Regions from separate parts of the Mus musculus genome. Here region 2 is linked to region 1. The links are chromatin loops, found by intact Hi-C in ENCODE. Cell type or tissue: left cerebral cortex. All regions are shown on one strand. Each heading gives the region's core, and the rest is flanking DNA. Links, peaks and the distances in the headings are about the cores only.

Evidence for each region. Hi-C counts contacts between places; a loop is a spot of excess contacts. Peaks named below come from ENCODE experiments on the same cell type or tissue, not always from the same donor. Only the 100,000 strongest peaks of a DNase experiment are listed, where the experiment ranks them.
Region 2: a loop joins it to region 1, with 2.1 times the contacts of the local background. A loop is called at or near these places in 2 of 42 quality-filtered maps.

What each region holds. Positions count from the first base shown.
Region 1 is chr19:28,566,775-28,582,280 of GRCm38, reverse strand. The region is part of intron 2 of Glis3 (GLIS family zinc finger 3); the gene reads left to right. Among named protein-coding and RNA genes, the nearest start is that of D930032P07Rik, 100 kb to the left of the region's middle. In left cerebral cortex, for the core only: no CTCF peak of the experiment used is centred there; DNase peaks (open chromatin) are centred at 5,086, 7,650 and 8,570; H3K27ac peaks cover 821 bases.
Region 2 is chr19:28,496,368-28,511,873 of GRCm38, reverse strand. All of the region lies in intron 4 of Glis3 (GLIS family zinc finger 3), which reads left to right. Among named protein-coding and RNA genes, the nearest start is that of Gm35866, 140 kb to the right of the region's middle. In left cerebral cortex, for the core only: no CTCF peak of the experiment used is centred there; DNase peaks (open chromatin) are centred at 8,749 and 9,081; H3K27ac peaks cover 244 bases.

The DNA of each region.
Region 1 (15,506 bases), core at 4,341-12,340:
CTCTTCATGCTCATTTAAACCTCTTAGGTGACCAAACACCTCTTTCTTCTGGTAAAGATCATCCTAAGACCTTTGTTTTCCTCATCGGGAAGTCTCTCTTAGCCTGTTAAGGATGCCTCCAGGGTCTCCTTTATCAAAAACTTTATTTTTTATTCTTTAGTGTGTCATAGAAGTTCTAGGAAAATCTGAGATGCTGTGGTCACTCTCTGTGCTTCTTGTAACTTGATTGCTTCTTACCAAACACAGAGATCATTTCAAACAGGTTTTACTGTTTTGTATTAGCGGGGACATTGTGTGCCTTAGCCCTCCATTACAGTAACAGAACACCTGAGGCGATACAGAAAGAGGTTATGTGCTATGACTCTAGTTCTTGGCGGTTTCAGTTCATGCCACTTGGCTCCATCAGGTTAGGGTTTGTGGTCAGGTAGAGCCTACGATGGGAGGATGCAGCAGAGGGAGACTTTACCTCCTGCCCAGAGTGAATGAGAGACGGAGGGAGTGATTAGAGTCCCATAAACCTTTCAGGGGTATGCCTGGAATGTGCCAACCACATCTCTTAAAGGCTCCTCTATCTCTCAGCGATAGAACAGGCTAGGAAACACGGATGTTTTTCTTCTTGGAACCATGACTTTTACAAATTGGCCTCTGGATGGATATTTAAGATTTATGCTATAGTATCGTGTCAGGCACTTTGCTTTAGAACAGTTGCTGTTTGCCTCATATTCCGGAAGGAAGTTTTGAGATTTACACAGTTCTGTCCATGTGGGGAAGACATCCAGGTCCAGTAAACAGTTGACTCCAAGGGTTGCAGTCACATGGTCTCATTGCAGAGTCTGTGTCTTTAGACAGTGGGTACTCCCTCCATCTTGCTTCTTGTAGACTCTTGTACCCCTCCCTCAGCACACACTCCCACCTTTGCATGCTCCCTCTAGGTCTGTTGTAGATTCCCTCTCTCTTGGCAGCACCAAACCCTGGTGGATCTGACTTGCAACCCTGCCCTTAGTCTCCAAACCTGGATCCCCTAGCAGTCTCAGTTGCATTGAAGACTCTGTACTTACTGATATACTCCGAGCCTAGTTCCAGGCTCTCTCCATGGCTGTCTTCTCTGTCCAGCCATCTGTCTGTCTGTCTGTCTGTCTGTCTGTCTGTCTGTCTGTGGTTCTGTTCAGATGTCTGTGCAGGTGGCTCACAGTTATTTGTTGAAGTCCAGGTGGACCCTTAGGTGACCAATTGGAGGTAGGGATACTTTAGAGGTCTTTGTGGCTCCTCTATGATAAACCCCAGCTCTGTGCCAGAGGTAAAGAGCTGAACATGGGAGACATTTTTGATAACATTTACCTGTAAGCAGATAACTAAGAAACTGTTTTTTCCCTGTGGGAAATAACATGATTTTTTTTTTACAAGGACAGATGGCATTTTTTCCACTTTGGGCATTCTAGGAGGCGTCTTTGTCAAAAAGAACTTAGAAGAGCTGATGTTGTCAGGAGCCAACAAGCCAAGTTCACAAGCCCCTCCGGCCTCTGTTACGTAAAGACAGTGGTGAGGGCCACACTCTTACAGTGTGAGCGAAACAAGCCATGGCAGTGTCTCTAAGTTCCAATAACCCAGCACCTCCAGCAACGATGACGGATTGAAAAGGAAACCAGGAGCAGAATTTGGACCGAATTTCTCTTCACTCCCCTTCACTCCCTGGAGTTTCCAGCTGCTCTGCTATCTTTGGTTTAAACAGAGATATTTTTGTCAAGATTAAGCATCGTTTTGTTTCTTTTAAGCCTGGGCTTTGCTTTGCTTGGAAGTGTTCATCTGGGTTTTACTCCCTTCTCTGATCCATAAATTATGTTTTTTTTTTTCATTTTCAAATAAGCCTTACACTTTGTACAACATCTTTTCTTCCCAGTATTATTTGTTCCTTACTCATAGGCTGTTCTTCGCCATCTAATTTTAGATCACGCATAATGCCTGAGAATCAGCCTCTCTCTTGGAGGAGTAAACACCAAGGCTGAGACGTCACTTCTCATTAATCAGTATTGGAGAAGATGAAGACAGCTGTGGTGGGGAGAGGGGGCCAGGAACTCACAGAGTCTGACCCTTTCAAAGTCGACTTAATCCTCCCCTTATCCCGTCTACTGCCCTCTTGGAGGGTGGATGGGCCCTCTTCAACAGGAAGAAATGAGCTTCTGCGCTGTTTGCCTTTGTCACGGCAACAAAAGCTCTGGGAAATTCCAATTAATTAGCAAGCCTTGGGCTAATGAAAGAATAAAACCGAAAGAGACATGCTCTAAGCTTTCAGAGTGGCGTAAGCATGGAAGCACAATGCTGATTTCAAATATTTGGGTCTGTTTGTATGATTTTCCCAGGGTTTGCCTTCCTGAGGGTCTGGGCGGTAAGTCACGAGAGCCGAGAACAAGGATTTGTCAGGGTTAGGCTGCTAACATCACTAGATTTAAGGACACTAATCGACCCACCATCGCTGGATGAAGGCAGTTAAATGTGAACTCACACACTCAGGGAAATTAAAACCAGAAAGTAGAGCTTTGTGCATTTGTGTTTAGAGGAAGGCATGAGGATTAGATGGATGTAAAGAAGATTATGAAATAAGTTTAAATTTAATTATTATGAAGGGCCAGGAAATTGCTATACTGTTAAACAGCTGACTGGGGATTTACAACTAATAAGGCTAACACACATGGATGGTGATGAAAGCCTTTGTCTTCATATTTTGATGATGATGATGATGGTGGTGATTTAATCATCCCAAAATCACTACAAGCTAACTTGCTGAGTTTCTGTTCTGGGTGTATTTAATTTTCTCAACAGTTCTGTAAGAGCCTAGGCACTGTGCATCGATATGATTGGGGAGATTTCTAACTGTGCATGGTGAACATGGAGGCTAACTAAGCTCCCAAATGACTGGCTTACAAGTGTCAGTGATAGACCTAGATTGGAATCTGTGCATCTGGCTTTCAGCATCCCACACTGGCTCTGGAATACAGGTTAACCGTGAAGGTAGAAATCAGCATGGTTAGATGTTACCAAGTTGAATTCAAAACCCAAGAGTTGGTGGCTTTATCTCCAGCTTGTCCATCTATCCCTGTCATCCTGGGCATGGTCACTCATCATTTCTGGCATGTTCGTTTATTAAACAAGCTTTTATTTTTGGATGATAGCTAAGATATTTTATAGTTCTAACATACAACTGAATGAGAAAGTGGATAAATGAAATCGCTTTTGAGGGGTGTGTGTGCTCTCAAAACGAGACAACAGATTCGGATCCAAGACCTAAGCATACCTGCATTTACATGTTAGCCCCCCTGTCTAATCTGGAAAGAACTGCTGTACATTTGAAGACTTCATTCTTTTTTCTCATCAAGATAATGACATTGTGTGTACAGGGTCTCTAACACGTTACACAGATGTTACTATATCTAACCCAATCTGGATGGCGAACACTGGGTAGAGGCTTTCCACTTCCACATCTGGATCCAGAGAAGAGATTAGTTCAGGAAAACTATTTTGATGTCACTGTGTAGGTACATTTACCTGGCAAAATCTTTGGGCAACTGGCATAACAGTTAATAGCTCAGTCCTCTGTGATTAGAACTCCTGTCTGATAGGTCTCCTGTTAGTTTACTTCTTTGAGTTATACACTTGTCCTCAGAGTTCTTTCTTTGGGTATTTCACTGGAAGATTTTTTTTTCAGAGTCCTTTGAAATGGTGGCATTGAAAAGATGTGCTCATATTTAGGTTGACCATGAAGAGTCCCACCATCCCTCAGATTCACACTTACCTAAAATTTCAGAATGTGATTGTCTTTTCAAATAGTCTTTGTCATATTGTTAGATTAAAAGATGTCATCATACCGAATTGGGATGTGACTTAATCCAGTGATGGTTGTTATTATAAAAATGAGGGGTGTTTGGATCCAGGCACATCCATAAGAAAGCCATTTGACTACAGAAGACATTGGATGGGAGCTGATGTGATGACAGAGGGAGAGACTGGAGAGTTGTTGTGATGGAAGGAGCAAGCAAGCCAGCTGCCTCCAGATGCTAGGATGAGACAAGCAGGATACCCTCTTACTGCCTTCTGAGAGAAAACAACCAGCAAACCCAAGGAGTTAGGAGTTCTGGAGCTCTGAGGGAGGTGAAGTTCTATTGCCTGTAGTTGCCCGCTCTGGGCTACCTTTGTTAGGTTAGCCTCAGAACATCAACACAGTGCAGCAAGAAAGATACCTTGCTTTAGTCAGGTTGGATGTCAGGGAGAAAGGCAGGTGGACAGGAAAACACAGGGAAAGGATGAAGGGACGCCCAGTGTCCTCTTGGATCCTTGTTCTGTGGTACAGAAAAGCTCTTTTCAATTGGTGTATGTTCAGAACAAGTGTCAGAAGTCAATGAGACAGAATTGGATGAAAGATGCTTATAATTGCCGGGTGTGGTGGCGCATGCCTTTGATCTCAGCACTTGGGAGGCAGAGGCAGGCGAATTTCTGAGTTCAAGGCCAGCCTGGTCTGCAAAGTGAGTTCCAGGACAGCCAGGACTACACAGAGAAACCCTGTCTCAAAAAAAACACCCCCCCAAAAGATGCTTACAATATTTTAATGTTTGACTTTCATAAAATCAGTATCTCGTGGGTAACCAGGGTCCCAGATACAGAATCCTAGTTACCACACAGTGGTTGTGAGGAGATGGGCCCAGTTGATTAAATACACTTGTGATGGTACCTGCTTGATTTCAGAAATTAAAAAAAATACCTATAGATGAGTATTAGCTTAGCTGTATAGTAGACTTGAAGGTACCAAGTTCTTTAGAATTTTAGACTTTTATAAGTGAGGTAAATCTTAAAATCCTAGTAAGAAACAAGTCTCAGCCACCTGAGATGCTTTAGGTAAGGGCTTTGCAGAAAGCAAAACTTGTTCATAATAAGGCACAACCGTCAAGCAGGCTCGGGCTGTGCGGACTCGGTTTGTTCCAGAAAAGCTCGGAGCGAAGACAGCTCGTGAATTCTGTCATCAGGCAGTGAGGCCCGTATCGCGTGTCACTTCGCTTTGTTTTTAACATGTGGCTCAAGCTATGGCAGACCTGCTGCTGTGTGGGAGATGTACTTTCTGACAAAATAAGGCATTTTCCTGGCATCAGACCCCTTTGGAATTTTTACTGGTGTGCATAAGCCCAGCGAGCTTGTGTTTCCCACACATATCCAATGTAGTCACCCTGGCTGTGTGCATTTATAATGGACTCCAAGCCTGCCAGAGCCAACCTGGCGAGGTGGTCTTGAGGCCTGTCAGAGCCAACCTGGTGAGGTCTTCTTTATCACCAAACGTTATTTAGAGGAAATGGAAGCAGACATCATTCATCCATTATTCAAAATTTGCCTCTTGTTTACCACAGGCAAAGCAGATAGGCCGGATTTGGAAGCACTGGAATGTGCTTCAGCATAAAAATGAAAGTATTCCTAACAGGCTGTCCCTTCTTACGCTTTCTCCTCATCCATCATGATAATAAAGTTCACTGTGAGAGTTCATTTATATTACTTTGTGAGTAGAGTTGACGATGACAGCGATAACCCAATTATGAATATTAGTGCTCATTCCTGGTTATCCACTGTTGGCTGAGTTGAAGGACATTTTACATGAACACTGAGGCAGGCCTGCGCTGCCTTTTGAGACCCTTCCTGCTTATGCTCTGAGCTGCTTCTTGCCCCCTACACACATTTCACTGTTAGCCACTCAAGGACCAGTGAAAACACATGGACGCCCTCACCACACAATTTATTAGCTCTGCTGTAAAAGCAGATGGAAAAGCCTTCTCTAGCATGTGAGGGGCTCCAGTGAGTTATCTCTGTATAGAATGGATAAAGTGTGATATTAAAATTGGGGACCGAGAAAAAGACAAATTATACAAAAGGATATGAGCATCTCCAGTGTATCTGTCATTCCTGTCTCTGGGAGTTGGTCCCCTGAGATCTTTCACTAAACCCATATTGTGGACTATGCACTAGGTGTGGAACTATGTGCAAGAGCTATGAACTCAGGTGAGTCTCAAGCCCTTCTTTCTGTGAGACTCTTTTGTATAGTTAGGCAGATCTATCCAGCAACAGTGCTCCCACCTACCATCTTGGGACTTCTTGTTCATTCAGTTTATCTGTGTGGTCTTTATTCTTAACTGGTTTTCATTTTTGAGACTCTTTCCTTCCTCCCTCCAATTCTCTCACAGCTGTTTTTGTTTCTCACTATTTTTAGTTCGGCTTGTGAACCACAAGTCTTACCTGTCAATCTACAGCCATTGTTCAACTTGCTTATGGCATTGCCTTTATGGAAGGTACCTTCGCTTCGAATGACCTTTCTCCCGTGTTCATTCCGTGTTTTATTGAGCACTCTGTCTATACTATACTGTATGGAAGTGCCAGTGGAGGAGTTTTTATCCTCAGCAATACAGTTTTAAGTGAGTGAATGAATGGGCGAATGAAAGAAAGAATGACCTAGGATACCCAAGATATAAGATATAATTTGCTAAACACATGAAACTCAAGGAGAATGAAGACTGAAGTGTGGACACTATGCCCCTCCTTAGATTTGGGAACAAAACACCCATGGAAGGAGTTACAGAGACGGAGTTTGGAGCTGAGATGAAAGGATGGACCATGTAGAGACTGCCATAGCCAGGGATCCACCCCATAATCAGCATCCAAACGCTGACACCATTGCATACACTAGCAAGATTTTATTGAAAGGACGCAGATGTAGCTGTCTCTTGTGAGACTATGCCGGGGCCCAGCAAACACAGAAGTGGATGCTCACAGTCAGCTAATGGATGGATCATAGGGCTCCCAATGGAGGAGCTAGAGAAAGTAGCCAAGGAGCTAAAGGGATCTGCAACCCTATAGGTGGAACAACATTATGAGCTAACCAGTACCCCGGAGCTCTTGACTCTAGCTGCATATATATCAAAAGATGGCCTAGTCGGCCATCACTGGAAAGAGAGGCCCATTGGACTTGCAAACTTTATATGCCCCAGTACAGGGGAATACCAGGGCCAAAAAGGGGGAGTGGGTGGGCAGGGGAGTGGGGGTGGGTGGATATGGGGGACTTTTGGTATAGCATTGGAAATGTAAATGAGTTAAATACCTAATAAAAAATGGAAAAAAAAAAAAAGAATGAATGACTGTGTGAGTTTCAGGACTAAGTGACAGACTTTGGCAGCTACACAGGGTAAAGTCATCTTCACAGAATGGAGAAATGCATGCCCCAGAAGTCACGAGAAGTTGGCGGTCCAGCTCCTGTGCTAATGCTCTTTCTCATTGCTCCAACCTCCATATCTAGAACAACGTGTGTCTGGTCCAAATAACTCTGGTAGGGTAGAGGGTCAGATCGCAGTAACTGACCACTGCCCATTTTGGACAGATTGATCAAGCAAAGAACACTCAATGATTGAAAACTGTACTTTATGCTGTGGGAAGTTGCTTAAAGTTTCTGTCTTCCCAATAAGAAGGAGTTTGGAATTGATGCAATGGAGAAAAGAAGCTTATGAAACATAAGTAGCATTCTTGACAAAACAAAAATAGAAACCTAAAAGATGCATCGTTTTTGGAAGAGAAAAGAAAGGCTTTTTCCCTGTTCTACTGTAAGAAAATATGTGTGGATGAGGCATGCATGTTAAACTATAGAATACGATTTGCATATTACTTCAGGGTACTGCAGCCGTGGCAGTTGGGGTTTGTCAGTCCTGAGAGACACACTTGCAATATACACACCCATTAACAAGATTATCACTTGAAGAGACACTTCATATTTCTACTGAAAAGGTTTTTTTTTTAAAGGATAAAATTTATTGATACTTAATGAAGCATGAGGTGTCTAAATGAACCATGAAAGCAAGAGCTAAACTAATTAAGTGCAGATAAAGGCTCCCAGAATACATATGTGATGTGGGCTGTGTGCTTATCAATCGTGCCTGGTTACACTGACATCTTTGATAACATGCTCCCTCCTTATAGAGGCTTTGGCAAAACGATGGTAAAGCCTCCTGCAATGTGTGAACTACAGGAAGAAGCAGCCATTTAGATTCCTGTGAATGTGCCTAGGATCGTTAGGTCAAACTCTGTGGGACTCATAGGTTACCATTCAGTAGAGTTCAGAAGAGTAAAAACAGCATATTCTTTTCACACATTCAATTTAAGTTTTTATGCTGTTTCATTCAGCGGTAAATCATTCCCTGGTTCTAAAAAATATTCATCTTCCCAACTTCCCCTCTCCCTTTCCCCAAAGAGAGAGATGCAGGATGCTAAAAGACACCCATGTGACTGTTTTTTGTTTTTTGTACAGCAGGGATTCTCATGTAAACCCTTTTCATCTGAAACTAGGGCATACAGAAACATGCTCTGCAAAGGACTCTGAGAATGCAGGAGTCATGCAACACCCAGGCCTGCTTTGAAGGCAAGCCATGCCAGCTTGTGAGGCAGGTGACTTAAGTAAATAGGGCCGTTGACATTGGCATTCACCACCTAAGTCAGTGTCTCCCTGCTCAGTCATGGGTACTGCGCATTTACCTTTCTGTAAGAGATTTAGAATCCTGCAGGTATGTAAGACAAATACTCACTTAAAATGGAGACAATTGACAAGGCACGAAAGCCTGTAGTGTGTGGGAGGAGCAGAGGCGCAAGATCTGCAAAAAGATGTTTGAGCAAAACTTTGCAAGCAAGCTTGGTTGTGCATCAGTCATCTGCAGGGGCCTGAAAACATTTACATGATGATGTCTCTATCTCCAGAAGTTCTGATTTAGGAGGCTTGGGGTGGGGCCTGAGAATTTGCATGTCCAGTAAATTACTTGATGAAGTTGATGCTATTGGCTCTTATTGGCTCTGACCCTGAACTCTGGGAATGGCTGTGGAAGAGTGTACAAGCTAAAGCAGAGGACAGATTTTAGGACCTTCTATAGAAAAGTTATGTCCATGTTGGAGGGAGGTGGTTTGTCTCAAATACATGAAAATCTTTATTCGTAGTTACGTGGGTTTGTGCATATGAAGGCAGATGGCTATGGAGGCCAGACGGTGGCATCAGATGCCCTCTGGATCTGGAGTTACAGATAATGGTGATGTGCCACCCCATGTGGTCGCTGGGAATTAGAGTAGTCCTCTATAGGAGCAGTAAGTACTCTTAACCAATGAGCCATGCTCAGCTCCTTGTTTGTCTCAGATACTTGGTAGACTTCCATCCTGTTATTTCTCTTTCCTAAAAAATTGCTTCTGTCCTCTCTCAAAAACGTTCAGGGCCCTTTTCATAGATAAGGGCATTTTAGGATATCACCATATGGCCAAGGTAACTCTTATAAGGACAACATTTTATTAGGTCTGGCTTACAGGTTCATAGGTTTAGTCCATTGTTGTCAAGGTGAGAGCATGGCAGCATCCAGGCAGACACAGGACTGGAGGAGCCAAAAGTTCTACATCTTGTTCCAAAGGCAGACAGGAGAGAACTAGTACCCATCTGGCTAGGAGAAGTGTCTCAAAGCCCACCCCACAGTGACACACTTCTTCCAACAAGGCCACACCCACTGCAACAAGGCCACACCCACTGCAACAAGGCCACACCCACTGCAACAAGGCCACACCTCCTAATAGTGCCACTCCTTGGTCGAAACATATTCAAACTACCACAATGTACCAATCCATTTTGATGACCAAAAGAGTTTATTGAGGTAGTAGTGATCATGGGTGACTCAAAGGGTGGGCTATTAGGAAGTTTGTCACTGTACAGCCGATTAAACTGCTGCAGGATCCCATCCACAGTATGGCGGCTGACAAAGAGTTGTACCACCAGAGGCTCCTGCTTCCTGTGAATTGTTTCCTCTTGCATAATGTTGGGGAGAAGAGGACCTGAAGGGACCAGGATTTGTCACCAGACACCCCAAGACCAAGTTGTCAACACAAACGAGATTTATTTGTTCTAGAGGGACAAAAAAACCCAAACAAACAAGGAATAAGAGACAAAGACAGGAGATAGAGGATGGAGTAGAAGGGCAAGGGATCAAGGGAGACAGGGAAGGAGTTTTGTCCTTAGATGTGGGGAAAGGAGTGCTTCTCGATAGAGAGCAAATAGACATGGCCTACAGGCAAATGGTGGTTTATAAAGTTAAAAGAGGAAACGCTGTGTTAGGATGAAATACTTAATTTTATTTGAGCATGTTAATTTGGATAAGCCAAAAGTGGCTTTTGATTGTTGGACTTCAGTACTTTGCTAGCTAGACATGGGGAGGAGAGGAACAACCTAAAGCAGCAGGAAGTGGCCAAATAAGAGGATCGACCTTGGTAGCTAGCTTTAGGAATTCAATCTAACGGTTTTTGGCAAGGCCTAGGAAATAGCAGGGAAGGGAAAGGCCTACCAAGGCCATGTTTGCCATGCTCAGGATGGCTAGAGGGCCCTTGTGAGGGTCTTGAAGGGAAGGTTTGTGGCTTTGTTCAGCCTCTGCTCCCTTGTTAAGGAGCATGGTTTCATAAAGTCTCATGGTGGTGATAAGCAGATTTCCTTCAAGATGACAATGGGCGTGTCCAGGCTGAAGGAAGCTGACCCACAGCCACAGTGTGTAGGGCTCTTCTTAACACGGACAGATGCTAAGTAAAGCTCAAAAGAAGGTATTTCAGCTCATTTCCCGGGGGGTTGAAGGTTTTATGGTCATAAAATTCAGGTCTGAACTTACTTTTCAGCCATATTACCTGCTTACTCCTGAAGCCACTGTGTTCCAGTCACTTCTCAGCTGAAGGCTTTTTGCTTCCCATTTCCCTGTATCTAATCCAGGCCTCTTACACAGCAGTCACACGCTCCTTATATAGGCATGACCCAGGATGCCTCACTCTATCAAGTTCACCTTGTTTTCAAGGTGGGCCTAATATGCTACTTAAGATGTTGAGAGAAATAAAAGAGGAATAGGCGTGGGAAGGAGAGGTCTCATTGGGGAGGACTGAGACTCCATTAAAGATTGAGGAGAGGACAAAAGAGGGGAGGAGAGGAGGGGAGGGAGGACTCCTTCCCTAGGAATGTTGAGAAGAATTTATTTCCTCGCCTGGGACCAGAGTGAAGCGCGTCTTTATAGTTGCTGAAGGATGTCAGGCTTGTCAATCAAGAAAACTGGCTGAGAATTACAGCATAAATGGTCATTTTAAAAATACGATGCTGGGCTTGTGTCTCTATTCATTTGAAACAGGGTCTACTAAACTAGCTGGTCTGTGACATGCCATCTTCCTGCCTCAGCTTCTTTAGTGCTAAGATTACTGGTGTATGATACCATGCCTACACTAGCTGGGCTTGCTTTTTGAATGTATTGCTCCATCTTAAACGGAAGTGATAGATTCTGAAGTTTACTTAGGCTATCCATTATTATTGTTATTAACAATTATTATTGCTAGTAGTCTACTACTTAGTCTGGTGAGATGGCTCGAGGGTGAAGGCATTTGCTGGCCCGGGCCTTATGACCCGAGTTTCATCTCTGGAATACCTGTGGCAGAAGGAACACACTGGCTCCAGCAAATTGTCTTCTGACTTCCATATATGGGAAAAATATACATGACAAAAATTATAGAAGCAAAAGAATACATTTCTAATGTGAGGAGTAGGGAACAATGATCTGGAATAGTGGTTTTCAGAAGGGCTAGTCCATATTGTTTGGGGACGTGTGGACACAGGTGCTTAGCTTCTACCCCATCCATGGCTCAGAAACTTGAGTCCCAGCAGCCTGAGTTGATGTTTTCACAAGTTGTTCAGCATGCTTTGAAAGGCAAGGGGCGAGGAACCTTCTGAAGAAACAGCAGCTATTATAGCTAATTAAGAGCTGCAAGCCCAAGAAACCTTAGTTAACAGATTGCTAGTGGCTGATGTCTTGTTGTTTGAATCCCCCCCCAATACATACTGTATTTGAAAACAGGGCATGGTAGAAAGTGAGTATAATCCTGGCACTGGGGTTAAGGTAGGGGGACTGAGAGATCCAGGCCAAGCTGGACTTCCTGGTGAATCCAGGTCAGATGGGGCTGTGTAGCAAGACTGCCTAAAAAAACCAAATCATCATCAACAATAATGAAGCAAAATAAAAAGGCTCAGCACTGAAAACAAATGGGTGAATTATTGATCTGGGGAGAAGAAAGCTGGCAGCTTTACCACTGCACAACTGCATAGGAATCTATGCCATGACTGGGATGGGTGCCTGGGAAAGTGACTTGGCTGCTGATGAACGGGCCATGGGATGGGTCAGTGACTCCCAGGTCACCGGCTGCAGGGCTGTGCTTCTCTTGCTTTTAATCTTTTGGCAGTGACTCGATAGCATGTGACCTTGTTAGTCTCTTACTTTATATTACATTGGTTTTTCTTTTCTTTAAATAGCATTTTCCCCTTAAAAATCAATGTCTGCATGTTTACTGTAAAAGCTTTTATAATATTGAATATAGAATAAAATAAAGTGACCTGTTAGTGCATCATAGATAGGGAGATAAGAGTCATTAATAGTTTTAGACTGCGGATATGTGGGTATACATTTTGATTTTACTCTATTAAAGTTTCATATTCCTTATCCTTATAATGTGTTATAAATTTGTGTGTACTTCAGTGTTCTTTTTAAAAATAAAAATTGAAGTTCAGAAGAATTTCCAACACGTGCATTGTACTGAAGTCACAGCTTATTTAATCAAGGACTCTTAGAAATTAAAATTATATCATTGTAAGTAGCACTTAAGTGATGGTGTAAGCCTTCATTTATTTCTTCAAGATAGATTACAGAGCCGAATGAATATTCTAAATACCCTTTATCATGCTAAGAATTTCCTTCCCAATAGGTTTATATCACACATTACACTGTCAGCTCAACCTGCAGGCATAATGTTGTCTATTTTTGTCTCATCTCTTGGGTCCTTCTTTTAGGAACTGTTTAAGCCTCAAATTCTTGTCGATAGTTCTGATTTATAAAAACTCTTCATTGCTTTTATATACAATTCTACTTAATTTCCCAGTCTTATGTTAGCTTTTTAATTCTGTTTGTCACCCTGATTAAGCCAACATATTTTTTTATAGTAATAGTGTTTATTTTGTCACTGTATCGCAAAGGAAATAAAAATTCAAATGCATCTCTGTTTTTGTTGCTTTGTATTTTGCTTTTAATATTTTGCCTTTTATTTTCCTGGGGTTGTGTTTGCCAGTGATGCCAGAAGCCATGGCTCCCCACTCCCTGTGCTATTCCACAGCCAAGAAAAGAGTCTGTTTGTCTTGCCTTCTGAACCTTGGTGGGTCTTGAGACTTGTGTGGCCAGTAACAAAGCAGAAGTGAGCTTGGCTTGCTCCCTCTCCCTCTCCCTCTCCCTCTCCCTCTCCCTCTCCCTCTCCCTCTCCCTCTCCCTCTCCCTCTCCCTCTTCCCCTCCCCCTCCCCCTCCCCCTCCCCCTCCCCCCCTCGTGTGTGTGTGTGTGTGTGTGTGTGTGTGTGTGTGTGTGTGTGTGTATAAGCATACTCATCCATACTTGCATATGTGGAGGACAAAGGACAACATTAGACATCTTTCTCCATCCCTCTTCATTTTACCTGTTGAAACAGGATTTCTCATGGGATCAGAAACTCAGTGTTTTAGCTCCACTGGCTGTTCAGTGAGTCCCCCAAACTCACATGTCTCTGCTTTCTCAGTGGTCGCGTCCAGTTTTTAGATGGGTGCTGGGGCTCTGAGGTCAGATCTCAATGTTGGTACAGCAAAGGCTTTACACCCAGCCCTGCTGCTCACTTCCTGCTTCCCACTTCCATCTCTCAAGCCCCAATGGCGTGGTCCTTAACTGATATGAAAGGCTCCGCTTTCCACCTCTTGGAATGGCCACCATTCTGTGAGATGCCCAAGTCATGAGCCATGGCCCTGTGCTCCCACTGTGGCTCCAGCTGAGCCCAGTGCTGACAGCTAGCATCCTTGGCAGCATGGAGGGGAGTGGCTTTAGATATCCATCCAGCCTTCAGGTACATCTGACTGCACTGCCCTAGGAGACTCCACACAGACCATTCAATTCCGAGAGCCATAGAAAGCAATGTTATTGCTTTGAGAATGCCAAGTTACAAAATGGCTTTCTACCTCAGCAGCAGATCATCAGAAACATTTATAACGCAAATGGAAAATCAACATTCCTTTCCCACTCAGCTGTGTCACAGGTTGCCCTTTCACTTTTTATTGATCCCTTTCCTTATTAGTTTATAATGACCTCATGTGCTAATTATTATATATCTGAGGTCATGATCTTTCGAATCTGCTCTGTAATAAGTTTAACCGGTCCTTCTCAACGTCCTCTGCCACCCAGTGTACCTCCCTCCAATAAAGTATCAATAATGCAGAAGATGAAACTACAGTAAACTATAAAGTAGTTAGAAGCATCAACATTCTTTGCTATATTTATTTTTCATTCCTAGGAACATGTATGTATCTATATTTATATCTTCATGGAGACAGTGAAGCATTCTTTATATTACATGCTGTTATTGGGAATTTGGATTTTTTGAATTATATTTTTGATGTTTATAATAGATTGTATATAAGAAACTTACTGTGTATGTCACGTATGTTATGTCTTGTCATCATATTAAATTTAATTTTCTTTTATAGCACTTTTGAAATTTAATTTGATGAGAAGAGTAAATGCAGTGTTTATTTAGACATGTTTAAGCTGGGAGGGATTTGGTAACTCATTTACTTCTTTGTCTGTATGATTTAGAGAAGTTAAGTTTATACCACCCCCATTTCACATTACGTAGGGAGACTAGACATCTCCCTCTTCTCCATCCTGAATCATTTGCTGTATGCTGAGCACCTGGTCCTCCTTGATCTCTTCCAAAGATAACAGCTCTGTGCTTCACAAAGAGTCCTCCATCCCTTCTGATTTCTAGAAAGTACTTCCTGTGACTGGGCTACATTTCTGCTTTCTCAGGGTTACTGTGTCCTTCATGGTTGAGGGATACAGGAAGAACGATGGTCACCAGCTTCCTAAGTCTGACTGTTAGAGGCTCTGATGGCTGTGGAGAAATGTGTTACTTGTGGCTTGTCTGGGAGAGATAAAGTTTTTGGGAGGGTTTGAAAGACCCATGTGAACTGGGCCTCTCCCAAGTAGTTGTTGAATGGAGTTCAATATTGGTTATGTGATATTTTTAATTTTTCTAGGCCTGTGAGCAAGCATTTGGCATAAGAAGGCCTGAGTGTCTTCACTCCAGACGCCCATTTTCTGTCTCCCCCAGGGCTGCTCCTGCTGGAGAGAATAAGAGCGGGTTAACTAGGGACAGTTGCTTCTGATGCTATATTACCAGGCGAAGTGAAGTCTCCGTGCCAGGGGCTCCATCCAAACTCATTGACACAGCGAGGATCCCTTCCATTATTCCAGACCCCTGAAGGCAGAGCTTTTCTTTAGAGCAAAAGACAAAGAAAGTAAGGCCACAATGCAAAGGAATTCCCTCAGCCCATAACTGCTAATTGGATGATTGTTCTGCTGTTCTTACAATGCCAGGAAAGAAGAG
Region 2 (15,506 bases), core at 4,767-12,766, 71 kb after region 1:
CAGCAAGTTTATGTCAGGAGATGGTGTAAGTTATGAAATTGTGTGAGTACTTGATGCTGTGCTGTAAATAACATTACCATTTTCACTCAAAAATGTGAGGAATTTAAAGGTGTAAGTGAAATTTAAGCAGTTTAAATTCCCTGTGAAGTAAGGGTAATACATCAATATAATGCTGACCTCATTTTACATTTATTTTTGTGTATATTTATAGGGAATATTTTATGTCCCACAAAACAGAAACCAAAACCAATTAAGTTTTTTAAAAAAGGACTTAGAAAATTGAACTCAACTATTAGCTGGGATTCTGTTACTAAATTGAATTGTGTGTCCTCCAAAAGATACATTGAGGTCGTCACTCCCAGCACCACATAATGTCACATTTTGGAACAGTTTTTTTTTTTTCTAAATTGAATCAGATCAAAATGAGTTCACTAATGTAGCCCTTAGTCCAGTACAGCATATATCTTCAAAAAGTAGCAGCTGTGGGGTGCAGAGGTAGATGTGCCCTGGCACAATGACATGGAGAGGTGGAGATAGCTTGACCAAGTGTAGATGAAGGCAGAGAAGTATCTGTCGATCAAAGATGTCCCGGAACACTGATCATGGTGCTTCCCATTGCCCGACAGCAGGACAGAGCCACAGTTGGAAGCCAGAGGCACAGAACTCGTTTCCCCTCACAGCTTGCACATCCACGCCTTTAATTTGGGCTTTGACTCTGCAGAACTTCAGTGTAGTACATTTTCTTATTTTAAGCTTATTCAGTGTGTGAAGCTTTGCAGAGCACCAGTAGCAAAATAATGCAGTAGTTTCTTTGTCCCCACCCAGGGAATACATTCCAAGATTGGCCAGTGGATGCCTGACGCGTTGTGGACAGTGTCAACATCTGTACATCCTATGCTTTTCCCTACATACGTGTCCTGAGGGCAAATTTCATTTCATGCATTAAGTATAGTTAGGGATTAATGAAGATGCACTAAAAGAGGGCAATTAAAAGGATATAATGTAATAAACGTGATACGAAAGTTCTCTCCTTCTCAGAAAGAGAACTGTATCCAAAAGAGAGCTATTGAACCGTTTGCCTATTTCACTGTGACAATGTGAGATGACCCAGTGTCGGATGAAAAAGAGGGAGATGGCGTGAGCATTGTGCCCTCATTCTCGGCTGTTGCTAGTCCTATAGTGTGATGGCAGAAGCATCGCTGAGGTACGCGCACCCCAGTGGACTGCGATTTCTCAAGCTGTGGGCTGTGAAACCATGGAGTGGGGAAACTGCCCTTTCAGCCTCTGCCCGGCCCATTCAGGTGCTGTTTCTTCTGCGTTCACTGTTTCTGCGTTCACTGTTTCTGCGTTCACTGTTTCTGCGTTCACTGTTTCTGTGTTCACTGTTTCTGCGTTCACTATTTCTGCGTTCACTATTTCTGCGTTCACTGTTTCTGCGTTCACTATTTCTGCGTTCACTTTCACCCCTGGGACAGCAGAAGTCACTGAGACGTTCTCAGAGGAGAAGGAAGTGATCAGACATAGCTAAATGCTGGCTTGCCACGCAGAACATGGATCTGGCAAACACAGTGAAAACCAAACCAGGGCCCAGCGCTGGTTCAGCAGATCAGTAGCATCACATAGGATTTGAGAACCTTCACCTTCACCTGTCCCTTTGTGCCCCAGAGGTCAGGACAGTGTCATCTGTACATCCTTCCTAAGATCGTGGGACAGAGTAGAGTGAACTAGATGTCTACTGGGGACAAATTCTGATCTGCAGAACATCAGTGGTTTGGGTGGTCTTATGGTGTGTGTCCTGGAGAGTCAACTCCCGAAAACCTCTGGGTTAGCACATTCTGACCTGGACATAAGAGTTTTACGTAGAGTTTCCCAATACTTTTGGTAATATATGAGTGCTAATCTGGGGGACATGAGTGGGGGTGAGCTTCCAGGAAAATGAGTTCATGATCCCTGGAATTTTGTATCCCAACTTTGATTGTAACTCTTAACTATACAAAGGCAGTGAAAAGATGAAGGTGGATGCTTCAGCAATTGATGGGAGAGCATATTTAAATAAATTGAGAGAATCGATTGGATTTAGAGCCTTGTGAAAGTTCTACAGTCCCGTTGTACAACTTACTATTGGAAGGAAGGAAATGCTACAGAGGCCTCCATTCCCATGCAGTAACTCTCTCAGGGGAATTCATTTCCTGGGTTCAGCAGCCAGTTGGGTTGTGTGGTTTGCTTTGTTCAGGGGTAAGGGTTGGTTGATGCAGTGATGTGTTACATGTCTATCACTCTGCATATTGATCTTGCTCATGGAGAGTGTGAGTAGTGTTCCTCCTCTGTCTTTTATCTTCCATCCTTCCATTCATTATTCCCAGTGAGCCCCTCTTTGTCCCCGTTAGTCATTCTTGTCACAGAGGGACAGGTCATTAGGAATATCCCAAGGTCAGGGAAATGGCGGTGCTCTGTGTAACTGCAGAGTTTTAAAGGCAATCATTACCCAGACTTGCATAAAGGAATTAGCATCGGAGCAAAAGCGCGTACTGTGTTTTGAGTATGGGGTCCTCCTTAGTATCAGTGAGAAACGGAGGTCTGAGAGAACGACATTTGAGTTTATGATCATGTTTCTGACCTGAAGAAACTGCTCTTTAATTATTCAGAGCCCTCTTGGATGGGAGGATCCACGGGCCTTTCAGGTGTGGTGCCGAGACCCCTGCTTTTCAAGAGTTAGGCACTATTTCTGACACATACAAACCAGTAAGGATGATGCAGCAAACACCCAAGTAGGCCACTGGAACAGAAGCGAGGTCAGGCGTGACGTGTACACGAAAGCCTCACAGCTTGGAAGTATGCATGTGTGTCTCCCTTGGTTGAGTAGTAGGTCTGATTGCTGGGATTTAGTGTATGCTGTAATCAGGCCCCATTGGGTTCCTGGGACACCGTCCTGATAAAATGCTCATGTTGACTACAGTCAGTACACAAAGAGAAGATCATATTGATGGCATTGATCATGCATGGTACTTCACATCCACCACCAGCAGCATAGCACACACCTGCGACAAATGCTTCCAACAAAAAGTCCCACTAGAAAGGGGAAGCTAGTGGAGGTGGCCATACTGCCTTTGATGGAGTATGAAGATATGATATCAGGTTATCCCACTTCCATTCGGACTCAGGGTTTCCTGGAGACTGGAATTTCCTCTGTTCCTTCTTCCAGGACAGATGTCCTATCAGCATGACTGTTTTCACTCAACAGGACTACCCACCTCTCAGTTCTGGAAGAATTTTCCCTTTAGTGCCTTAACTTCTGGAAGAGACACCCTTCTATTCAGGCAGCACCAGGTGGCAGGAAATTCAGCAGGTTGCCCCTGCCTCGAAAGGGCTGTGGTGACAGTTTTAAGAAGTCTTGAGTGGGTGGGAGTATCTTCTCTCTAACTCCACTCTTCGTTTCATTGTCCAGGTTAGTTCACAAGCTCTCTTGCTTCCCTCATCCCTACAGCTTATGCTTGGAGGACTAGATCATATCACATATAACTTTTCTAAACTTGGGGAGGGAAGAGCCTCTCTCTGAAAATAACTGCAGAGAAAAGGTGATTTTTTTTTTTTAGCTTACCCTTATCCACCAACTTTAAATAAGAGTCAATTTCCAGAGCCAAGCCCCACTGTTCAAAAATGGTTACTGAATTAAAGAAAGAGCCATTGAGAACTTGAGTCCCAGAATTATTCATAGAATGAATGTGTTAACTTTGTATGTGTATGAGTTAATGATACAAATGGCCTTTCAGTTGAAACTATTTTTGGACTAGGTGTGGGAGTGATTCTGTCTATGTCTCTAACAGCTGGTAGGGAAGAGGAACCAAACACGTATATTTACCTCCATCTAAATAGAGTTAATTAACAGAAAATCATCTGATTATTTTAGTTTTATGTAAAAATACAGATTTTAAGTTACTTTTGATGATTCAGAGAAAGTATTAAGGAACAGTCTATCTGATCCTTTAATCAACAGACTTACCTTTTGTTTTTCTTCCATAATTTTCTTTAAAACATTTTACTGCTTTGCTTTCAGATATATCATTGTTACAGACAAAAATCATAAGAAGATGGAGAATTGCTGTTCAGCCTGGGTTGGTGGCTATGAAATACATCAAGCAGAAGAGTCAGATGCGGAGCTGGTTAGGTTTGGTTTTGTTGATACCGAGAACACTACTTCACTCTTGAAGCGTCCGGTCTTAGGCTGAGGAGAGGCGATGGCAGTGGCTGCCCTGTGGAGTTGTTGCTGGGGTTAGAGGAGCTAATGAAGCTCTCTGTCGCTGAACTGGGAATGAGAGCTCTCTGGCCCATCAGTACCTCTTTCCTTTTGTGTGGGCCGCTTGAGGGTTAGCTCAGGTTAGCTGTAGCATAGATAGATAGTTGAGTGTGAAGGGGAGCTTTTGTTGACTCTCTTACCATCAAGGATGAGGAAAAGCAGAGGAGAGAATGGCTGTCTTCAAGAGAACAGGGTTGTTGGTAGAGAAAGATTATGTTCCATTAAGTCTCTTTCTCAAATCTCAACCTTTCCCATTCCCCTATTGTGTGACCCACGATCCGGTAATCCTCTCCCTTGAATCCCATAAAACCTAGCGGCTGCTCTTGACCTAGCTTGACTGACTCCGTGTCGCACTCACCCCTTTAAGAATCTGATGGCCTATCTTGGATTAGTTTCCTATCACTGTGACAAATTAGACTTAGTTTGCCTCCTCAGTTTAGAGGGTTCAGGCCATGGTCAGTTGGCTCCACTTCCATTGGGTCTGTGGAAGCGGTCGTCATGGCGGGGACGGTGTGACACAGGTTGATCTCATCTTGCATGGGAAGTAAAACAGGAAAAGACCAGCATGTCAATATCCCTCTCAGGGACAAGTTTCCAGTGGTCAGACTTGCTTGTACTAGGCCCTACCTGCCAACATTCGCACCTTCTCCCACCAGCACCCCAGATTGACAGCTAGCCTTCTGCATGTGGGCCTTTGAAAGATATTAAAGATCCAAACCATCACACCTTTCCTGTTTCTCAGCCCACTTTTTTTCCTCCCACATTCTTCTCCATTGTTTCCTGGTCATCATCTGGTGTTGTAAGTTGGGATTTTAGGTTGGAATTTTAGGTTGCATAGAGTTGTTTATTGGAACACTTATATCTAACCAAGAGCCCAGATGTTGGCAGAAATAATGAATGAAATAAGGAATACCCTACAGGATAGTTTAGTGAATAACAAATTATTGAGTTAACGTGGCCTAGAATTCTCCAGTTAGGGGAATGGGACTTTATAAAGTAAACACCCAGGCATATTGAAATACTGCCGAGGCTTTCCAGTCAGCTTGATCTGACATGACTAAGGGATGCATCTTTGAGGGATTTGAATTCAGGACCTTCAGAAGAGCAGTCAGTGCTCTTACCCACTGAGCCATCTTGCCAGCTTGTATTTTTGTTTTAGTCTCATCTTTTCCTCCCCATTTTCCCTTCTATCTTTTTTCCCTCTTCCCCCTCTCCTCCCATGTCTTGTCCTACCTAGTCACTTACTCCTTTTTTTTTCTTCTTTTCTTTCTTATAGTGTCTCAAGCTGCCCGTGACTCACCTGTAACCCAAGCTGTCCCCGTACTCAACAGCAATCCTCAGCCTCTCTGCTGTGGTCACTGTGCCATCTGTAATGTCCAGTTGTCCAGCTTTAATGTCCCTGTTTATACGAATAGATTTTAAACCTACACCCTGCCCTGTTTGCTCTTCTCTGAAGCAAGGCCTTTCAGACAGGCTACTTAATGGTCCAGAGAAACTGGACTTTCAGTCTGCCAGGAAATTGTTGATTATTTTCCCACGAAAGGCTGGCCTTTCAGAATCCATTTTCCATTTTGTGTTTCACCTCAGAAACTTTTTGGTCAGGCAGTCGTGGCCCTGCATGCATTTCAGATGCACATATATTCAGAGATTTCACTCAAACTATGTTTTGCTAATGTAAGTTGGGAAGTAAAAAAAAATATATTTATCCATATTCTAAATAAGAGAGAAAAAGACTGCCTCGGCATTCAGTGGAGCCACGGTAAATCTAGTTATCTTTTTTACCTATTAGTATTTTAGATTTCTTCATCAACTTGGTTTATTGGCTTCAAATAAATATAATTGTGGATTTTCCTCATTTTAAATGCTGCCATTTCTTAGGAAAACCACATCTGTTAAATGGCAGGAGATGGCTGTCAGTTTGTGGAGGCCATGGGGATGAGCTGGGATCCCTGATGGAGGGAGACGTGACCCAGTGTGAGACTCCTCCCAGATAGTCCACGGTTGGTTAGTCTGTAACGTTTTGTGGGGGTTGAGATCAAAAGGAGATAGCTTTATGCAGGGATGGTGCAGAGTTCACGATCCCTCAAATCCAGGCACAAACTGCCCAGCCCTCTCCTTTTTTCACTCAACAGGACACGTGGGGAAAGAAATCCACAACCCCACAAAAAGATGTGCATTGAAAATAAGACATTCACTTGCCGAGAACTCCCTTCATCTAGTTGATTACTAAGGATTTAATTCTAAAAGATCTTTTTGCAATTTCACCAATTTCAGTTTAATTCAATGAGAAAGGCATTCTGCATTTGTGCCATGTTAGATTCTGGTGATTTGTGCCCACAGTGGAATCTTGACCTTGGAGAACTCCCAGTACAATATGAAAGTTAGTATTACCTGTTCCCTGAGACAGTGGGGATTAGGGAAGTTTGCTTTGGTAACTCGGGAGGGAGGGGCGGACTGCTGTCCTGTATGCAGTTGGAGGCACAGCACAGAGAGTGTAGCTGAGGCTTGGCCCATTGTGAAGCTTCTTTAACAAGACCAAGGATAGAGGCAGGGTGAGTCCTGGGCTCAAAGAGCTCTGTACTCAGATAGAGAGTGGGAAATGCATGTTTGAAGGGACTGGAGAGAAGGCTCAGTGGTTAAGAGCACTGACTTCTTTTCCAAAGGTCCTGAGTTCAAATCCCAGCAACCACATGGTGGCTCACAACCATCCGTAATGAGACCTGATGCCCTCTTCTGGTGTGTCTGAAGATAGCTACAGTGTACTTACACATAATAATAAATAAAACTTTGGGCTGGAGTGAGGGGGGTCGGAGCGAGCAGAGGTCCTGAGTTCAGTTCCCAGCAACCACATGATGGCTCACAACCATCTGTACAGCTACAGTGTACTCATATACATACAACAAATAAGTAAACTTGACAAAAAAGAAAATGTATGCTTGAATAGGATCTATTCAGTGATGGATAAATGTCTAGAGATGCAGGCACACATTTAGAGACAGTAATCTTATGATCCTATAAAGGTTAGATGCCATAAAAAAGGGTGGAGGGAAGTAGATGATGTAATACAGACATAGTAGGGGCACATAGTGCAGTTGTCTCAGGGAAGGAAAGTTCTTAACGCCACGTGAAGGCTGGGACAGAGAAGCTGCCATCGTCTAGGACAGCTGCTATTTTAGCAGCTGGCCAGGGTACAGAAAGGGCTGCGTGCAGTAGAAGCAGGCAAGCCTGAGTGAGCATACGAAGGCAATGGGCAGGCTCTGAAGATGAAGACACCCTCCACCTCAGGTATTGTGGACCTGCTGAGCAGGGACAGCTGAGTTTAGACAAACGCTCTACTGCTGAAAGAGCCGGCAGTCCAGAGGAACAGAGTATTCCCAAACTGAAGCCTAGGAAGTGATACGAGAACATGACAGAGAAGTCAGCAGTTAAACTGGTCAGTTTCAAAGCCATCAGAATGCCGAAGTGATTCCAGAGTACCGGAATGACAGGAGTCAAGTGAACTTGTGAGTGTGGCCAGAACTGAACACGGGAGTGCCTCCTCCTCCGTGGCTGAGCACTTCTGTAGCTGGGTAGCTACCGTGGTGTTAGTTTGTTGACGTTAGGCTTGAGAAGTAGCCTTGATTTCTATGGAGAAAAGACTTTGGCAGGAAGTTAATGGCAGAGTGGAGTCCCAAGGAAAGTCGGGGAACACCGACTCTCACTCTTGGCTCTGAGGCAGATAGTGAAAAGAAAGAGAGTTGGTGAGACCTCTCTTCAAGTTACCTGTTTGGTGAATTCACCCCTGGGTTGCTGATTAGTGTGATGCTGAATAGGCCCCAGGAGGCAAGAGGATGCTGATAGTCTGAAGCCTGAAAGGAGGAGTCAAGGTAGGGAGATGGGAAAGCTCGGTGGAGCCACCTCCAGGGACATTCTGCCACGGAACATGGTCTGTCCCCTGCCTTCCCTAGCAAGCTGTCCTCTCATTTCTGTTGAATATAAATCCACCCCATATCATTTTCCTTGGACTTCCTCAGAACTAGGTTCCATAAAGGTTTGCATCTCTTTGCTTATAGAATGTGATGCTCCCCATCACAGATGGGCCCAGGCCTGCCTGCCTCCTCTGATGTTAACATGGGTAGGAGGAATGGAGAAGGCTTCTGTAGAGGACATGGTGCCAAGCATCACGGACCGTTGCTCTGAGTGGACAGGGATGTACCAGTTAGCAGCCACAGTCCTACCGTGGTGTTCTGTAAACAGCGTGGCTGTGCAGGAGGAAGGAGCCAGAGAGCTTGTTAGGTCACCGGCGCTCAGAGCTTGCTGTACAGCTTCGCCGTACGGCTTCTGTTGTTTATAACGTTCCGTAATGTGTGATAACAAAGAGCAGTGTATGCTAACAAAGAGCACTCTGTTACCATGAGTTATTTTAACCACCACCCTTCGATGCTCAGCCTTTTTTTCCCCTTCTTCCTCACAGCTCTGTTTCTGGCTCCCTATCTCTGTCACCCACTTCCACCTCCTCCCCAGCTGCTCCTCCTCGTCTGCTTGGGTGAAGTCCTTTCCTGTGGCTCTTTTCCTCTGCCACCGAGAACCTGCTGGAGGCTTCTGTATCAGAGCACTAGCAGTTGGCCCTACCTTTCCACCCCCCTCCCAATTTCTATTAAGGGTTCTTCAAGTTAGAGAAAAAATATCTAGGAGAGCTTGAAATTTCAGGGGAGTCTAGAAAGGTCTCTCTCTCTCTCTAGTGTGTGTATGTGATGAGCTGCTGGGTTTGGAAGACTTTGTAGTTGATTTTTCTTTCTTCTTAAACAACTTTGGATTGTTCTGTGGGTGTTTGTTCTTGTGATGATGGGGACTTTCCATATATAAGGCAAATGCTTTACTACTGGAATATGTCCCCACTCTGTCTCTCTGTCTATCTTAATGCTAATGACTAAAAGCACTCACGTTTTATTAAGCTCAACCTACTGGAGGGACCATTGTATTTTGTACGTGTACATAGTAACTGGACCCCGAACCCTGGATGTCTGGCTCAGAATGATCCTCTGTGAGCCTCGGGGGAGCCGGGAGATCTCCTGCAGCAGAAACAAATCTAGAGTGGTCAGATATGGGCACCGTCATCCCCTAGAAAGGGTTTCTCTCTGTCTCTGTCTCTCTCTGTCTGTGTGTGTGTGTGTGTGTGTGTGTGTGTGTGTGTGTGTGTGTGTGTCTGTGTGTGTGTGTGTGTGTGCGCGCGCGCGCTGTGGTTACTGCATGAATCAGCAAGTGAAATCAGACAGTGTTGATAAAACAAAATGGTGCGTGTGGCAAGATCCTGTGACCTTCACACTGACCTTGCACAAGTTCACAGGGAGTGAGTTTTATGGCTCTTTTCCCCCCTTTTAGCATTTGTTTGGGGGTGAGTTGGCTTGTAAAACACACCAGCTAATTCTCTGAGCTCCTTTTCCCTTAAACCTTGCATGTATCTTCAGTGACACAAATCATACCAAGAAAAATGAATGTAGATTTCAAAGAAAGAAATCCTGGCGTTTGTCTGTGTGGCCTTTAAAAATCGTGTGGATGCTGTCATTTCTCAGTTTCCTTACTTCAGTTGAACAACATGAACCCTAATATCTTTACCTATTTCAAACATTCATTAATACTAAGTCAAACTCAGGGCTGGACATAGGGTTTCTGAAATGATTTTAAACCCATGTTTCCTGTAGCAGCTGAAGGCATATGACAGGATTGTAGATATTAGCCTTGGTTAATAGTAGAGTATCGCTTAGTAATGTCTGCCTTGAGTGCAGCAAGGACTGCAGCAATGGCACGTTTTTGCCATTGCTGCTTAATGACATTTAGAACTACGAACATGTGTTTTACACACAGAAAACATGCATGCACACACACATGCATGCCTTGAATCAAAAGCGCATGGTTCTATCATGGTTCTATTCCTTTCTGAATGATCCATTTTCAATTAAATCAGAGTTTACTCTGAATCCTATGTCTTAAAATAATGGGCAACAGAGGAAAAGGTATATAGATAACTCAGCTTATACACAGCATTACTTGAGACCTTGGTGTTTTATAGGAAAACATAGGCATTTTGCAGAGGATGAGTTACAAATTACAGCCCATAACTCATCGGATACAGTACTGGTTCTAAAATGGGACTTTTTTTAAAAATATGACCATGGGCTTAGGAGCCAAATGAGGTGTTGTGAAACAAGAAGGAAATCATGCATATTCCATCCTCAGTCTGTTTCGAAAGTGAATACTAATATTGTTTTAATTGCTCTCAGATGTCTGACAGAATTATGCTTTGAAATAGCCAAGTGAAGAGTCAGGAGCGGCAAAAAATAGTCTTTTTGGAATGCAGGACAGGGATGGGTGATGCTAATCAGATTTCAAGGTTCATCTTGACCCACTGCCTCTCGGGACACTGATCAAAGTTCGTGAGTCCTTCTGATGCCGAGTTATTCATTAGAGTTCGCAGCACATAATTATGGACTGTCAGAGATCTCAGTTTTGTATAATAAATGAGTAGCATGCCCGCGGCTTGCTGAAGTGTTAGCTTAATAATCTCATAAGATAGGTTGTTTTCCTTCTCCCTCAAGACTTGAGCAAACTGGCGTATGTCTTGCCCACCCCACCTCAAAAAAAAAAAAAAAAGATGTAGCGTTTAGGATTTTGATTTCTTTAAACGTTTATTTCTAAGGGGAAGAAGCGCAGGTTTGCACCTCATGCCTTTGCCTTTGTTCTCCTGGCTGTGGAACTGGGGATGTAACCGATTTTGTTTTTATGCCCGAATCTTGGTAGGAACCTAGAAGTTTTCTTCCTAGCACACATGGCTGTATACAGTGAGATGTTAGTAAATCGGCACGGATAAGCCGTACCACGTTGAAACTGCTGCCTGCATGATACCCTTACTCAGGGATGCAATTATTTCCCTTGGTTTTGACAGGATGTCAACTGTGATGTGCACGGAGCACAAACATATCCTCAGACACCAGCATGTATTAGAAAAATCTTCCGGAGGAAAACTCGAGTACGCATCTGGAGCTCCCGTTCCGAGGCGTCCTCTGTCTTTGGGTTCTTGTTGATGTTTAGATTATTAGCTGATTATGCACATGAAGTAGCACTGAAGACGTGTGAATCATTCTATTTGCTGATCATAATTAACGGCAGTTTCTAGGAATATTGTGCCTTCATTTTCAAGTTGAGAGTTTAAGAGAAGAGCTATTCGTTATCAGTTATTTTGTTGGTATCTGCGGTAGAGACACTCATACATAAGAGCCCCAAGTGGGAAATCATGTAGCTTGCTGCTGTTGATTTAGAGATCCATCAGGGACAGCAAGATTGCTGGTCTACTTGGGAAAGTGTCTTTGTCACAACAGGTGTGTTGCTACCACAGGATCAACCTACTGCTTCTTATGCAACGGCTAAACACAATCACAATGCAATACTAGTTTGTTTCTAGTGTTCTCCCACAAATAAGCCCCTTTGCTCCAAGCCCTTTGCCCAGAACTCAGGCATTCAGCCAAAGATAGGTGCAAAGGCAGATGGGAAATGTAGTCTCATTGATTACACACCTGGCTGACTGTGCCCCACCCCTGCCCCACTCCGCTGATAGTTAGTTGTCTGTTCAACAGGGCAGCTGGGGTTGAATGGGTCAGGGAGAGAGGAAACAGATGCTTAATATTTAAGTGCAGTGTCTTTGCGCCAGGTCTATCTGCCCGTGGTGTTCTGGGTCTCAACGCTGGGATCTTAGCAACTGTCCTGCATTACATAGGGTGCTTGCTGGTTAATCCACAAAGAGCTAAGCACACAGTTCATGGTCCCTAAAATTGTGGAGCAGACTGTAACTTACATGGAAAAAGGCCAGCCAGCCAGTGTAGAAAATCTGTGCCTCAGAAAACTGACACCGTGGAGGACAGTGGCTAGCAGGAGCCATTTTGGATGGTGTTTTTCTTCAGGGGTGAATGGACGGTAGAGCTTGTATTAATGAATCATTAAAAACAGCCTCAGAGGCTTTTTTTTTTCTGTTGAAAAAGCCGCTGTTTGTCCCTTCACCTCTTCTCAGTCTTGATATCTGTTACACAACCTTAATGTCTTTAGACTTCTTCCATTTGGCAACTCTGACAGACTCCAACCACTTACCAGTCAGGGTCAGGTCCAGGAACAGGGTGCTTAAAGGTTCAGTCACTAAGGTAAATAGTATTTTAATGTAACATTTGAAGTCACCAGTATGGACTGAAAGCCCATGAAAAACAAAGTATCAACATTTCGGGTAGGTCATGCTGATGGCTAAGAGTGAGCAGGCGAGCTTGCTTCCCTTTAGAATGACTTTGTTCCCTGTGTATTTTAATGCTAAGTCGAACACTTTCAATACTAGATCCTGGTTTCTACCTGTGTCTAACTGCTCAGAACAGCGTCTGACACAGAACTCTGGTGCTCAGGGAATACTCCCCCTGGGGACAAAGAAGAGGGATATGATAACACATGAAGCATCCAGCACATGGATGGAGGAATGATTTACAATTGTACCAACACCGTTCTACTCCAACCACAAGGCCAAGCCTTACAATGGCCCAGTATAGGCACACTGACTGGGATTCGCAAGCAGGCAGAATCCTGAAGACAGTTCTTTGATAGTATTGTCCAAATGGATAATCCGTAGATTTCCTAAATGCTTATGGGTGTCTTCTGTCTTTCAGGAGAGTGTTCAGTGTCTTCTCTTTGTAAAATAGCTTTCAGTACCTTCCTTTCTGCGTTCTTTCAAAAGAGTATTCTGTCCTCACTTTCTTTTTGTTTCCAGCCATATTTCATTGAATTTCTCTGATGGGATGGGAGCTTTGAGTATTTATGAAGCATTTTGAAGTGCTTTATTATAATTACTATTATTATTATTTCTTTCAAAAGAAAAAATGAAGTTCTTCCTGATTTTGAATTTCTGTAAAAATTGTGCTTATGTGTCTCTATGTAAGCATCTTTGTGAGTGATGACATACAAATACAGGTGCCCATGGAGGCCAGAAGAGGGCATTTGATCCCATGGAACTGGAATGAGAGGCAGTTATGAAGTGTCCGATGTGGGTACTGGGGATAGAACTTAGGTCTTTTGGAAGAGCACAAGCGTGCTATTTCTGCAAGCTGAGGCTAACATTTTAATTATAGTTTTCTGGTTACACAGGGTGGGCTTTTCCAAGCGTGCACTTGAGGGTACATGTCGTTGCTGGCTTGGACATTTAACAGGGTCCCAAAGGCAGAGGGACAGAATGGGAGGATCTTGAAACAGCCTGGAACACCATTGATGTGAGGCCCTTCACTAAATAGGTGGTGAGAAAATCTCACCCGTCCAGCAGTTCCGCCTGCTTTGCAGATGTTCCCTGATGTGTGGTCTCCTCTTTGCTTTCTTTGCTATTTGCAGATGCTGTAGGAGTTTGGGAAGACTGTGTCTCTCCCACAGCATGTGCGAGTGACATGTCTTAGGCAGTCTTTTCTCCTAATTTGGCTTTGATCAGGGTTATTAAGCAAGTCAAATTCTACTTTTCCTCTCTGAAGAAAGAATAGTTCTATTAAACTTCCCGTTCACCACCTTTTGTTGGCAGCTGTTGAGACGATACAAAGAGGAATGCACTTGCAATTTACATTGTCAGCAGAGATTTAATATCTGGACTCTGCCTCACATGCAGCATGGGCCTGTTTCAGAGGACCATAGAAGAGGACAAGCTAGAAGCAAGCCACTGTGAAACAGGAGTGCGGGTGACCCTCATTTGCTGGGAAATGTCATCTTCAGGAAGCTGTTGCATGCTACAAAGTTCAGTTTTTGCAGAAACTTGGCTACTTGAAGAGATAAAGTTGTAGTTTTCATAAAAGGAAGGAAATGGTTATAAAGATGTATCTTTTTCAGTGATGTGTATGTGTGTACAGCTGTGACGGTGTGCCACATGTAGGCAGGTATCCTCAATGCCGAAAGCGGCATCTGATCCCCTAGAGCTGGAGGTATGGGTGGTTGTGAGCTGCCTGACATGGGTGTTGGGCTCTTAACTGCTGAGCAGACTTTTCAAAGCCAAGTGGGTTTTTTTTTTTTAACTTTTCCCTTTTTCTTTTAACTTTTTTTTTTCTTTCAAAGAGCTTGGTAGTTTTTCTAGGAAAAAAAGGTGGGTGGGGCTCATGTCAAAGTACAGCTTCCTTCTATTTTTCCAGTCCCTTCCCTGAATTATAAAGAAGCTAAGCCCATTCTTAGTAGCTTTGTGAGACTAAGTATAGCCCGCAGTCAAAACTTCTTTGCCAAACTTTAAGCTACCATAGCCCTTTTATAGCCAAGATAGAAGAAGCCTTTGAAAGAAGAGGAAGGGCTGGCCCGAAAGACACTACCAAAGTGATGATGGGGTTTCCTTCTGCCTGGCCTTGTGTGGTGACCAGATCTCAGGATAGGAATGGCATGTGAATCTTGGGCCTCAGGTGTCTTCTGATTTGCTTGAGGTGATTTAGATTATACTAGATCTCTGTGCCACAAGAAGTTTGAATGCACAGATTTGAAGGGACCTCGAATGTGCTTGATATTCCTTCAGAGTATGGGACAAGGAAAGGGGAGCAGTAACAAGATGCTGTAGAAGGATGTGGGATAGGATCACACGGGGCTGCTGGGGATGCTTCATAGCCACATTTAAGTCTGCACCCTGCTGCTTCTCATATTCACATGCTACATTGGGCATGAGGGCCTATATGGCTCAACTTCCCTTCAGTCCGAGGGTTTCCTGTACAGTGTCTTAGTGATAATTCTCTCTCAGTTTCCCCAACCCTACCAATTAAGGGGCTGCCAGTGGGGAGTCATGAAGAGGCTGTTTCACACTAGCCATTTTAACCGTGAAGATGCCAAGGAGCCACTGGCAAGGAGTGAAGACTTTTCTCGGCCAGGAGCTCCAGGAAGCAGCCATAACCTCTTGAGCTAGAAACAAAGGGAAGACATTGTATCAGGACCCATGGCTGAAGAGCTTGGGTTTTGGAATACTGGAGAAATGGCAAAATGAAGGCCCGTGTTGCCACCGAGAAGAATCGTTATTGACATGAAGTTGGCGTGAGCAAAGCCCTCAGAGGGCTTAGAAGGTTTCTTCAGTTTCGCCCCAACACTCCCTTCCTCTCCTTCAGTTAGCATGTAGAGCTCTAGTACTCATCTGAGGAGACAGTAGACCCTGATAGCCTACTGGGGAAGGGGAATTGTTTGGCAGTTTCTGTCATCACACCCCACA